2 separate regions of the Homo sapiens genome follow, and region 1 is linked to region 2. A link is a loop called in an ENCODE intact Hi-C map of the cell type or tissue named here. Cell type or tissue: endothelial cell of umbilical vein. All regions are shown on one strand. Each heading gives the region's core, and the rest is flanking DNA. Links, peaks and the distances in the headings are about the cores only. Region 1 has its middle 46 kb from the start of SERTAD2. Region 2 holds the start of LOC105374777 (a long non-coding RNA gene).

The links. A loop is a pair of places that touch in the nucleus more often than their neighbours do. Peaks named below come from ENCODE experiments on the same cell type or tissue, not always from the same donor. Only the 100,000 strongest peaks of a DNase experiment are listed, where the experiment ranks them.
Region 1: a loop joins it to region 2, with 2.0 times the contacts of the local background. A loop is called at or near these places in 7 of 110 quality-filtered maps.

What each region holds. Positions count from the first base shown.
Region 1 is chr2:64,696,760-64,702,144 of GRCh38, reverse strand. No RefSeq gene overlaps it. Among named protein-coding and RNA genes, the nearest start is that of SERTAD2, 46 kb to the right of the region's middle. RefSeq lists enhancers at 2,049-2,108, 3,186-3,255. In endothelial cell of umbilical vein, for the core only: no CTCF peak of the experiment used is centred there; a DNase peak (open chromatin) is centred at 3,224; H3K27ac peaks cover 1,460 bases.
Region 2 is chr2:64,765,325-64,770,709 of GRCh38, reverse strand. LOC105374777 (a long non-coding RNA gene) reads left to right here and starts at 2,513. Exons shown (of 6, transcript XR_940177.3): 1 at 2,513-2,664; 2 at 2,839-3,137; 3 at 4,411-4,446. RefSeq lists a silencer at 2,330-2,829 and an enhancer at 2,228-3,073. In endothelial cell of umbilical vein, for the core only: no CTCF peak of the experiment used is centred there; DNase peaks (open chromatin) are centred at 2,459, 2,809 and 3,699; H3K4me3 peaks cover 1,553 bases; H3K27ac peaks cover 2,073 bases.

The sequences.
Region 1 (5,385 bases), core at 278-5,277, 69 kb after region 2:
TTCTTGGTTGTAAAAACAGAAACTGGGCCGGGCGCGGTGGCTCACGCTTGTAATCCCAGCACTTTCGGAGGCCAAGGCGGGCGGATCACGAGGTCAGGAGATCGAGTCCATCTGGCTAACACGGTGCAACCCCGTCTCTACTAAAAATACAAAAAAAATTAGCCGGGCACGGTGGCGGGTGCCTGTAGTCCCAGCTACTCGGGAGGCTGAGGCAGGAGAATGGCGTGAATCCGGGAGGCGGAGCTTGCATGAGCCGAGATAGCGCCACTGCACTTCGGCCTGGGCAAAAGAGGAGCGAGACTCCGTCTCAAAAAACAAACAAACAAACAAACAAACAAAAACAGAAACTGATTGTGGTCTATTTAAAAAAACAAAAACAAAAATGGTATCCGGTGCTCCTAGCATTGGCAGGAAGACTAGAAATAAGGTGTTAAGGGAGCTGGGTGCCCTGCATCACAGTAAGGCCACATAGCAGGGATAGGCTGGTGAGACCAACCTTCCCCATCCCTGAACTTGCTGCCGCTCAAATAATATCAGGAATATGTTGTTTTCCCACTTTTCTTCATTGGTTTCCCCTGTAGTGTCTTCATTCTTACATGCATTGTTCCCATGTGGTAGTAAAGACAGCAAGAATCCATAGTCTTACCATTTTAGCATCCCAGAAAGAAAGAAGGCACTTCCCAATATTTTGTGTGGAAATCTTGGTGTGGAATCTCATTGGCCTGTCTTGGGATATGTATGCACCTGTGAACCAACCACTGTGGCAAAGGGGATGAAATGCACTGACTGGCCAGGCCTAGGCCATGTGCCCATCCCTGGTGCCGAGAATTAAGTCATCCAGACTGAGAAAAAAGGGAGAGGTGGTTCTCAAAGAAAAGAATGGTGAGGTTGTGAAAGAAGGGGAATAGATGCAACAAGAGAAATAAATATCCCCTGTGATTATGGTATATATTTTTAATATTTGACTGTATTCTTTTAGGGGAACAAAGTGCCATTTTACAATTTATCATTTCAGAAAATTAAACTTTTTATAAAATCTGTTCTTCATTGTACATGGGATTATTAAAATACCAGTAAGGATTTATTAAAATACCAATAAGGAAAGTAAGCTTCATTCTTTATTTTTCAATCAATTATCTTGAATTAAAGAAGGCTGTGGGGCCGGCTGCGGTGGCTCAAGCCTGTAATCCCAGCACTTTGGGAGGCCGAGGTGAGAGAATCACCTGAGATCAGGAGTTCGAGACCAGCCTGGCTGACATAGTGAAACCCCGTCTTTACTAAAAAATATAAAAATTAACCGGGCATGGTGGCCGGTGCCTGTAATCCCAGCTACTCGAGAGGCTGAGGCAGGAGAATCACTTGAACCCGGGAGGCAGAGGTTGCAGTGAGCTGAGATCACGCCATTGCACTCCAGCCTGGGGGATGAGAGAGACTTCGTCTCGAAAGAAAGAAAGAAAGAAAGAAAGAGAGAGAGAGAGAGAGAGAGAGGGAGAGAGAGAGAGAGAGAGAGAGAGAGAGAAAGAAAGAAAGAAAAGCAAGAAAGCTCTAAAGATGAGTAAAGATTTGCTTATTTTTCATTGTATACGTGGAATATGGATTCTTAAATATGCAGGATTCACACATGGTGAGGGTATACATTTTACTAAAGGACTGTATATTAGTGAAATTTGATATAGTATTCTAGACATGTCTAGAGGGATACATAACAGGCATACACTAGGAAAGCCAAAACTAAAACTAAAAAAAAAAAAAAAAAACCTCAATCACATGGCATAAAAAGTCATTGCTGTGTTTTACAAGACAGTCCTGTAGTCATTCAAAACTGTTTCCCCATTTGAGTCACTAGTTACTCAATATATTTTCTCCCATGAATGTCTGTAATATGTATTTTAGCAAACAGAAGAGTATCAAGAAACAATGTAGTGTAGTGAAACAAACATGGGTTTTGAAGTTAGACAAACTTGGGTTTCAATCTGATGTTTGTTTGTTTTTTTGATATGAGATGAGATCTGTATTAGTCCATTCTCAACGCTGCTGATAAAGACATACCTGAGACTGGGTAATTTATAAAGGAAAGAGGCTTAATTGACTCACAGTTCAGCATGGCTGAGGAGGCCTCAGGAAACTTACAATTATGGCGGACGGGATGCAAACTCGTCCTTCTTCACATGGTGGCAGCAAGGAGAAGTGCGAGCAAAGTGGGAAAAACCCCTTATAAAACCATCAGATCTTGTGAGGACTCACTTCGCTATCATGAGAACAGCATGGGGGGACTGCCTCCATCATCTAGTCACCTCCTACGAGGTCCCTCCCCCAGTGCATGGGGATTACAATTTGGATTACAATTCAAGATGAGATTTGTGTGGGGACCCAGAGCGAGACCTTGTCAGGATCTTACTGTGTTGCCTCTCTGGGCTCAAGCGATCCTGGTACTTCAGCCTCCTGAGCAGTTGGAATTTCAGGGGCACACCACTGTGCCTGGCTTCCAGTCTGATCTTAAAGGATATGACCTTGCATATGTCTCCCCATCTGAAACCTACCTCATGAGTTTAAGGATCAAATGATGTTTTTACGTAACAGTAGTAACTATTACCATTATTATAATAATTTGGAGTTATTACTTGAGGGAAAAGTAACATTTTTAAAGAAAATCGGTTGTTCCAATTAGCATATTCAGAGACGGTTGTATGTGTAGGGGAATTATGATACATTTCCAAATGTGTACTGGGATTTTTTTTTTAATATCTGCAGTTTTGGTATAGCTGTGGTAAGTAAGCCTTTGGGGTGAAAAGGTTGATTTACTAGAGATAGGCTGTGATGTGCCAGCTAGTATTACTCTACAGTGTTCAAGGATCTGTGAGAAGCAATACTTCCTGTACATTTTCAGGAGTAGAAAGGAGCAGTGGTGGCCCAAAGTGCCTGGCCGCTGCACAGTGGTCATGCCCCCTAAAAATTGAATGAGTCTGTAGAGTGAGCCCAATCTAGCCCAGGAGTGTTTGAACTCTGGGTCACACTTTAATTTGATTAACACTTTCACTTATTAATGGTCTTGATTTGTCTTGGCACTTTGCAATTAAATGGTCTATACAAAGACTTTCTCCTTTGGACACAGCGTATATTTGTCGTCTAACTACAGAGTTTAGCATCAAATAATTTTATGACAGACCACATTTGGCATGCCTAGTTATTCAGGGAATTTTCAAAGAACCATAGAGGGACTTTTTAGTCACACATCCTCTCTGTTCTTAGTCATCTACTCCTTTTATGGTAGTCATTAGCCAGTATCTCTCAACCTCTTCTACAATGTTTAACAGTTAGTGTACACTCTCTGTAGCACTGGTTTTTTTTGAGCTCTGTGTACTTAATAATGAGACAGTCAGCATATACTTGTGAAAACATAAACTAAATGTTGGTATATTCTCCGCATGGTTTCTTTTTATAGAACCACAGTTGTTAACACACATTAACTACTTCAAAATCACTAATTAAAACATTTTCTCATCTGTATTTTGGGAGTATTATCTTTTCTCCCCTCCAGTTGTACCACTTAAGTATCATTGGTTACATTCAGAATTAAGGGACAAGAGAAATGAAAGACAGTGTGATTTAGAAGTTTTCCTTTAATGCATAGGAAAACAGACGTTTTCATATTCTAGGTAATCAGAAGTACCTTCTACATTTAACTACTTGACCCTAATGACCTGGTCAAATTCCAGTGTTGCACAATTGCATTGTACCTTCCCTAATACCCAGTGAATTTAATTGTTTGGCTACAAACTATTCCCCTTAACTTTTTAGAACCATTTTGTAGGCTGTGCTCTTATAAAGATATATCAAAAGCCGCACTTGTCACCTTTTCTAAAAATGCAAGTCATTTTCACCCCCTCTCCTTCTAATCCTTCTACTTTCTCCCCATATTTATAAACACATTTCCCAAAAAATATTCAATCTTCTTTTTCATGGATCCAAAAGACATTGGACATATGGCTTGAACACAACACTGGGGTAATAATTAATTAAGGTAAGAAAGCAAGGATTTTGGAAAGTGTGGGTTGATGAGTCAGATAATGGTAGGATTTTTCTCCTGATCTCTGGTAAGGTATTACAAAGTTCTCTCCTAATTGTCTTGCAGGCCCCTGACAGCATATCCTGAATTAAACTTGTTCTGTTTTCCCAGCTTACCCTTCTAAATTCTCTATTTCCTGTCACGGCATCTCTCTCCATCCCTTAATCATCTAAACTGGAATCCCAGCTCTCTATTTCACACCCCATATCCAATCCCCTCGGCCCTTAGGGGAGAGCGGGCAATAGATCCTGGCTGCGCTGGTCACCTGTGGGCTCCAGCAGCAAACAGGTGGGTTCATTTCCTGCAGTATGCTGTACAAATGTTTTATTTTTGTATGCCCTGATGTGAAAAGGTTTGGAAAGTATTCAGGATAGAATTTACACTCGTATGAAGGCTGTGCCAGAAATGACCCCAACTGACTTCTGCTTCATCCTCTCCCTCTCTCCTCAAGTACATTTTATGTTATAACCTCATCAAAAAAAGTCTCAGTATCCTAAATACACACACTTTGCCATTTTATTTCCCCATCCTTAATTACATCATTTTGTGGTTGCTTCTCCCTGTTTCTGCATGGTGAAATTTTATTCCTCCTTTAAGCGTAACCCAAATGTTATCTCTTCCTTGGCCTTAGTAGGGAGAATTAATGGTGTTTTCTTTTGTGATTCCAGAGCTTATGCTTTTAACCATTATGCTATGGTGAGCCAGTAAATCTCTATTTCTCTGGAATTAGGCTACCTGGGTTTAGATCCCAGCTATATAGCAGCTGAATGACTTTGGGTAATTGTGTAAACCTTCAAGTACTCAGTTTTGTTATTTGTAACCTGGATATAACAGTAGTCTCTAACTGTGTCACTAGGATTAAGTGACAGAGAATGTTATTTAGTGCACAGTAAATGTTTTCTTACAATGATTATCTGAATATTTATCAAATATTTGGAAAAAAAAAATCTTCTTGTTGTGTGTCCTGTACTGGGTTGTAACCTCCTTGAGGGAAGGGGCTGTATCTTATTCCTGTATCTTATTCATTTTTGTCCAATATTTATGATAGTGCTTGGCACTATTATTAGTATTAGCATTAAGCATTCTATAGATCTTCCTCTCCACCAGGAAGTATCTCCTTCAAATACCCTCACAACAACTCTATGAGGGAGATACTGTTTCGTCCATTTAACTAAGGCATAGAAAGGTTAAGTACTTTGTCTAAGGCCACAAGCTAGTAAGAATTTGGACCCCAGGCAGCCTGGAACAAATTCCAAGCTATTAATCACCACACTAGGCTACCTCCTAGTAGGTACTTAGTAAATCTCCATTGGAACAAA
Region 2 (5,385 bases), core at 248-5,247:
TCCAAAGGAACAAAGGTGATTGTCATAGTGCTCTCTTTGCAGAATTGTAGACCTCTGTAAACACAGACCTGGGTCCCTAAGTGATAAATAAGAGAGAGCTACTGCAACTGTCCCTCACTAGATGATGAGTTTTCAGGTCCTCGTGGTTGGGAATGGCCTTTATCTCCTCCTTGTTCAGAGGGGTTCATATTACAGGCTTTGGAGCTAGACAGCGGTTTGAGTCCTGGTCTACTACTCATTAGCCTTGTGACCAAAGGCAAATAAACCCTTAATCACTCCTCTCTGCTTTGGTTTTCTCATGTGTAAAATAAGAGTATTAATATATATCTCAAAGTCCTCTTGTTGCTAAATGAGATACTGAGATTAAAGCACATAGATTAAATGAGATACTGTGTTAAAGCACATAGCAGAGTACCTAGCATAAAATAAATTTCAATACTGATACAATATGATTATTATTTTAGAGTCTTAACCCTGCTGGCTAGAACCTGACTTTTGGATGCTCAAATCTTTACAATGTTTTGAAGGGTGTGAGGCTGGCATGTGGGGCTAGGATTGCTCATGACCTATAGCTTGTTCTTGATTCCCCTTCAATCTAGGTCCTGGCTGGCAGAAAGCAGGTTTGGTAACTTAGGCAGGCAGAAGAGGTGGCAGGATGGAGGAAGGGCTCCTGATACAGAGCTGGTACCCACAAAGACAAACCTGTCAGTTACCCTGCACTTCTCTCTCCTCAGCTGGACAACTCTTCCTCATCTCTGCATGTTGTCATTGCTGCCACTGGTTGTAGGTTTTTCTGTCATGGCTGCACCACATTCATTTCTATCTGGTATCACTTGCGGAGAAACGTGATCTGTGCTATGTCCAGGCCCCGCCCAACCTGGGGGTCAGCCCTGGCAAAGAGAACTGCCTCCTAGATATTTATCATAATTGCACAACCCCCACTCCTACCTCGCCCCCTCACCCTGGGACCACTCACACACCTTCTTACCTCCAAATATTTCAGCCACAAACAGCATGCTTTTTGTTAAAATGTTAACCATTCTTTTGCCTGATTTTTTTCTCACGTCCCACATCTAGGAGCTATTTCTGATTTGCTTGGTTGATAAAGGGTTGTACTTTGTACTCTAAACCACACCCAGAGGAAACAGCAAAGTGGCCAGACATTCCGCAGATGAGGACAAATGCAAAAAAATGAGACCAAGGAGATGGCACTTCATGGGTGAATGAAAGATGCCAGTCTCTTTCACATACTATATAATCAAAATTTTACTTTAAGATAAGTGGAGGGTGGCATGCTGGCTCACACCTGTAATACCAGCACTTTTGGGAGGCCAAGTTGGGAGGCTCCCTTAAGGCCAGGTGTTGGAGACCGGCCTGAGCAACATGGTGAGATCCCATTTCTAAATAATAATAATATGATAATAATAATAAACGGATGTTGTAAAATCCCTATTTAGAGACCTAATTTGAAAATACTTCCCCCCCCACCGCCGCTTTTCCTGCATGCCTTTTTTATTGTAAGCAAGCACCCAAGCACCCTAGATATTACAGAGGTTTGTGATTTATTCAGCTAAGACGGTTTGACCCATATGTAAGTATAAAATCCCAGTATCCCCGACTCCCTGAAAGTGGAACTACAACACATTATTTCCCTCAGATAAAATGCAATGAAATTCTCTTGTCCCCTCCCTACCCCAGGAACGCTTGAGCCCTTAAGGGAACAGAACTTATGGCAGTAGGAAGAAAAAATCATGCAGATACAGTTACTTGTGACAAAAAAAAAAAAGAGGAAATGAATTGGAGAAAACAAATTATGAGAGGGATGGAAATAAAACCAGCACTTCGAAAAGGGCAGAAGAACCCAAAGAAAGCGCCAATCAAAAGGGAGAAAGAATTGCAGCACCAAAAAAAAAAAAAAAAAAAAAAAAGGTGCAAACTGGGGCAAATGTATGTGTGTAGGGAGAGAGGGAAGGAGGAAAAGAAGGAGGGAGGGAGAGAGGGAGGGATACCTGGACAGGGTCAAGCTGGAAGAACAAGCAGCGCAAGACAGGAGTCGGGGTGGGGGAATCCCAGAAAAATCTGTTTACAAAAAGACAGGCTTATGGAAATTCCAAAAGTGACTTTAGAGATTCAGATCCAAAATAGAAAAGGACCCAAATACACACATGTCTGTGTGTATTTTAACCAACTGCTGATGTTCTATCTAGACTGGAGGAAATTCTCCCCGGCCTTGAACAGACGCTGTGAGATTTTAGATTTCAAGAGACCTAAATTATCTTCCACGTAGCCTCTTACTGCGCCCCCGCGGCCCGCTTGCCCCAGGCCAAGCCCTCGGGCGCGGCTGGGACACAGCGAGAACGCGCGGTGCGCTGGGGCTGCCCCCTCGCAACTCCCTCGCATTGTCTGCCCGCCTCCCAGTGTCTCCGCTTCCCAGGCGCGCTCGGGTTATTGTTCTCCCTTCGCGGGCAGGGAGGAGGGTAGGACCGGACGGGGGAGGCAGCCGGGGGATGCGGGAGGCGGCGATCGGCTGCCACCCGAGCAGGGGCGCCTCGGTCCTTCGCACCCCGCCGTCCCTCCGCTGAAGACCGTGCGCCCCGGAGTGGGTCTAACGCAACCCTGAGCTCGGGTTCTGCAGAGGACCGGGTCCCCTGCCCCTGCCTGCAGGTCTCCAGCTCCTAGGAGGGAGAGGGGCGCGGGCCAGGGCGGGGAGCGGGAAGCCGGGCGGGCGTCCCGGTGCCGCGCAGTGGCTCCCGCGGGCTGCCTGGGCGCTTTCGGCTCGGGGGAGGGACGCTATGACGCACCCTGTCGGTATTAGAACACTTCACCTTCTATTTATAGACACTCCTCCGACCGCGGACCTAGCTGGCCCTCCCTCTCCTTGCCTTCATCGTGAACGAAAAATCCTACCTAGAATGGGAGATGCTAATACACAATGATCGGAAAGAATTCAATTTTGTGTATCCCTTTGTAATTCCAAGTATGAATTGCAGGTCTAATGATCTCTCTCTGGCCCAAGGAATTCCCCAATTTTCTAAAGCTTTAAAACCTACACTACTTTATTTTACATCCCTTCTAAATATGTCAAATTCGTCTCTTGTGAGTTCATGAAATATTCGCCAAGAATTTGCTCAAGCTGGGTAAGACGTAAGCCCATCGAATTCAGGGAAGGGATGTTTCTAGCTGGCTTTCTGTATCTGCGGAACCCTAGCAATTCTAAACGTAGCATTTATTCGGGAAGAGAGAGCATGTAAAGGAAAAATATTGCACATTTCAAACAAAAGCAAAGTTTGTCTTAGTGTTGTTGTTTTTTTTAATTGTGGCTTTTGGATACTGACTTCGTGCTTTTAGCTGTACACTAACCGTGTAATTATAGGTGATTAAAAATAGTTCTTACCTAGTCACGTTAACATTTGCAGTAATTAAAACGGGGAATTTTTTTAACGGTAATTTATTTCTTATAATTTGGTTGGTCTGCTGCAGTCAGCACTGAAGAGGAAGCCTGATTATCTTTCATCTTGGTTTCTAGTCAGTTTCACTTTCTAAACTCCACATACTCCAGAGTCGACTGCCTTTTAGATTTATTAAGAAAAAGGATTGGATATACATACATAGATATAGGTTTGTTTTTTAAAGCCTAACTAAACCATGGCTTGGTTACCATGCCAATTATTCTATAACCACAAAATTCAAGTAGAGTAGCATACAATGTACTGTTCTTGCTAACAACTAGTCTATGAAGTGGGGGTGTCTGTAAAAACAGCATTATTACATGGTTTTGCTGAGGAGAGTACTGTGCCCTACCACTGTATGAGTACTTAAACAACAACCACAATAGCAATTGTTAACAGTGCATTCATTATAAAACACCCATTTGATGGCAGGACCCTCATGAAAGACAATTTGGCAACTGCACTTACCCTTGGATCCAGTCATTTCATTTCTAGAAGTTTATGCTACAGATGCAGTACTTACATGTGAAGTCATTGGTTGTTGCAATGTGTGTACTAGCAAAAGGTTAGAAACAATATTAATGTCCCACAATCATGGTACATCTATATAATGAACTGTTATGTGGCCTTGAAGAAGATTAAAACAATCCCTTTATGTACTGATAGGGAAGTATCTCCAAGATATTGTTAAGTGAAAAAAGAAAGGTGCAGAAACAATATAAACTACTATGATTTACTTTAGAAAAATAAGTATACATGGTATATATGAACTTGTATATATATTCAAATTATATATATGAAACCTGTAACAATGTTTGCCTTCTGGGAGGTAACTGAGAGGCTAGGATGGGAGAGAAAATTATTTTCCATGATCTATCCTTTTGTATCTTGGAATTGAGTATGTATCATCTATTAAAAATTTTTTAACTAAAAATACCCTTAATTTTTTTTCTAAATTTAGGCACATATGGCAGGCAGATCTCTCTTTAATTTACAGGTGAGTTAATCTTTGGAGGGAAATCTTCAGTTTCTTCTTTTGCTTGTCTGTGGAGGCCTGAGGGTACATAGTAGACACTCAATATTTGTAGAAGTTCTGTTTTGGGATTATTATTTTAGAGAAGTTTACTGGGAAACAAACAAAGCTAATCTTTCATCCTTAGCATGCTTTTTAAAAATTTTTTATGGGTACATAGTAGGTGTATATTTTATGGAGTACATGAAATATTTTGATACAGGCAAACAATACATACTTATCACATCAGGGTAAATAGCGTATACCTCAAACACTTAACTTTCTTTTAGTTTATACTAAAAGAAACATTCCAATTATACTCTTAGTTATTTTTAAACGTGCAGTGAATTATTGTTGACTGTAATCACCCTGTTGTGCTATCAAATACCAGAGCTTATTCATTCTAACTCTAGTTTTGTACCCATTAGCCATCCCCACTTCTGCCATCCCCGACTACCTTTCCCAGCCTCTGGTAACCATCATTCTACTCTCTATCTTCATGAGTTCAATTGTTTTAATTTTTAGCTCCCACAATTGAGTAAGAACATGTGAAGTTTGTCTTTCTTTGTCTGGTTTATTTCACTTAACATGATGTCTTCCAGCCCCATCCATGTTGTTGAAAATGACAGGATCTCATTCTTTTTTATGGCTGAATACTTCTCCATTGTGTATATGTACCACATTTTCTTTATCCATTCATCTGTTAATGGACATTCACTTTGCTTCCAAATTTTGGCTATTGTGAATAGTGCTGCAATAAACATGGGAGTGCAAATATCTCACTGAGATACTGATTTCCTTTATTTTGGGTATATATCTAGTAGTGGGATTGCTGGGTCAGATGGTCGTTCTGTTTTTAGTTTTTTGAGGAACCTCCGTACTGTTCTTCCTCAGCACTCTCAACCTAGCTGGACCTAATCTATG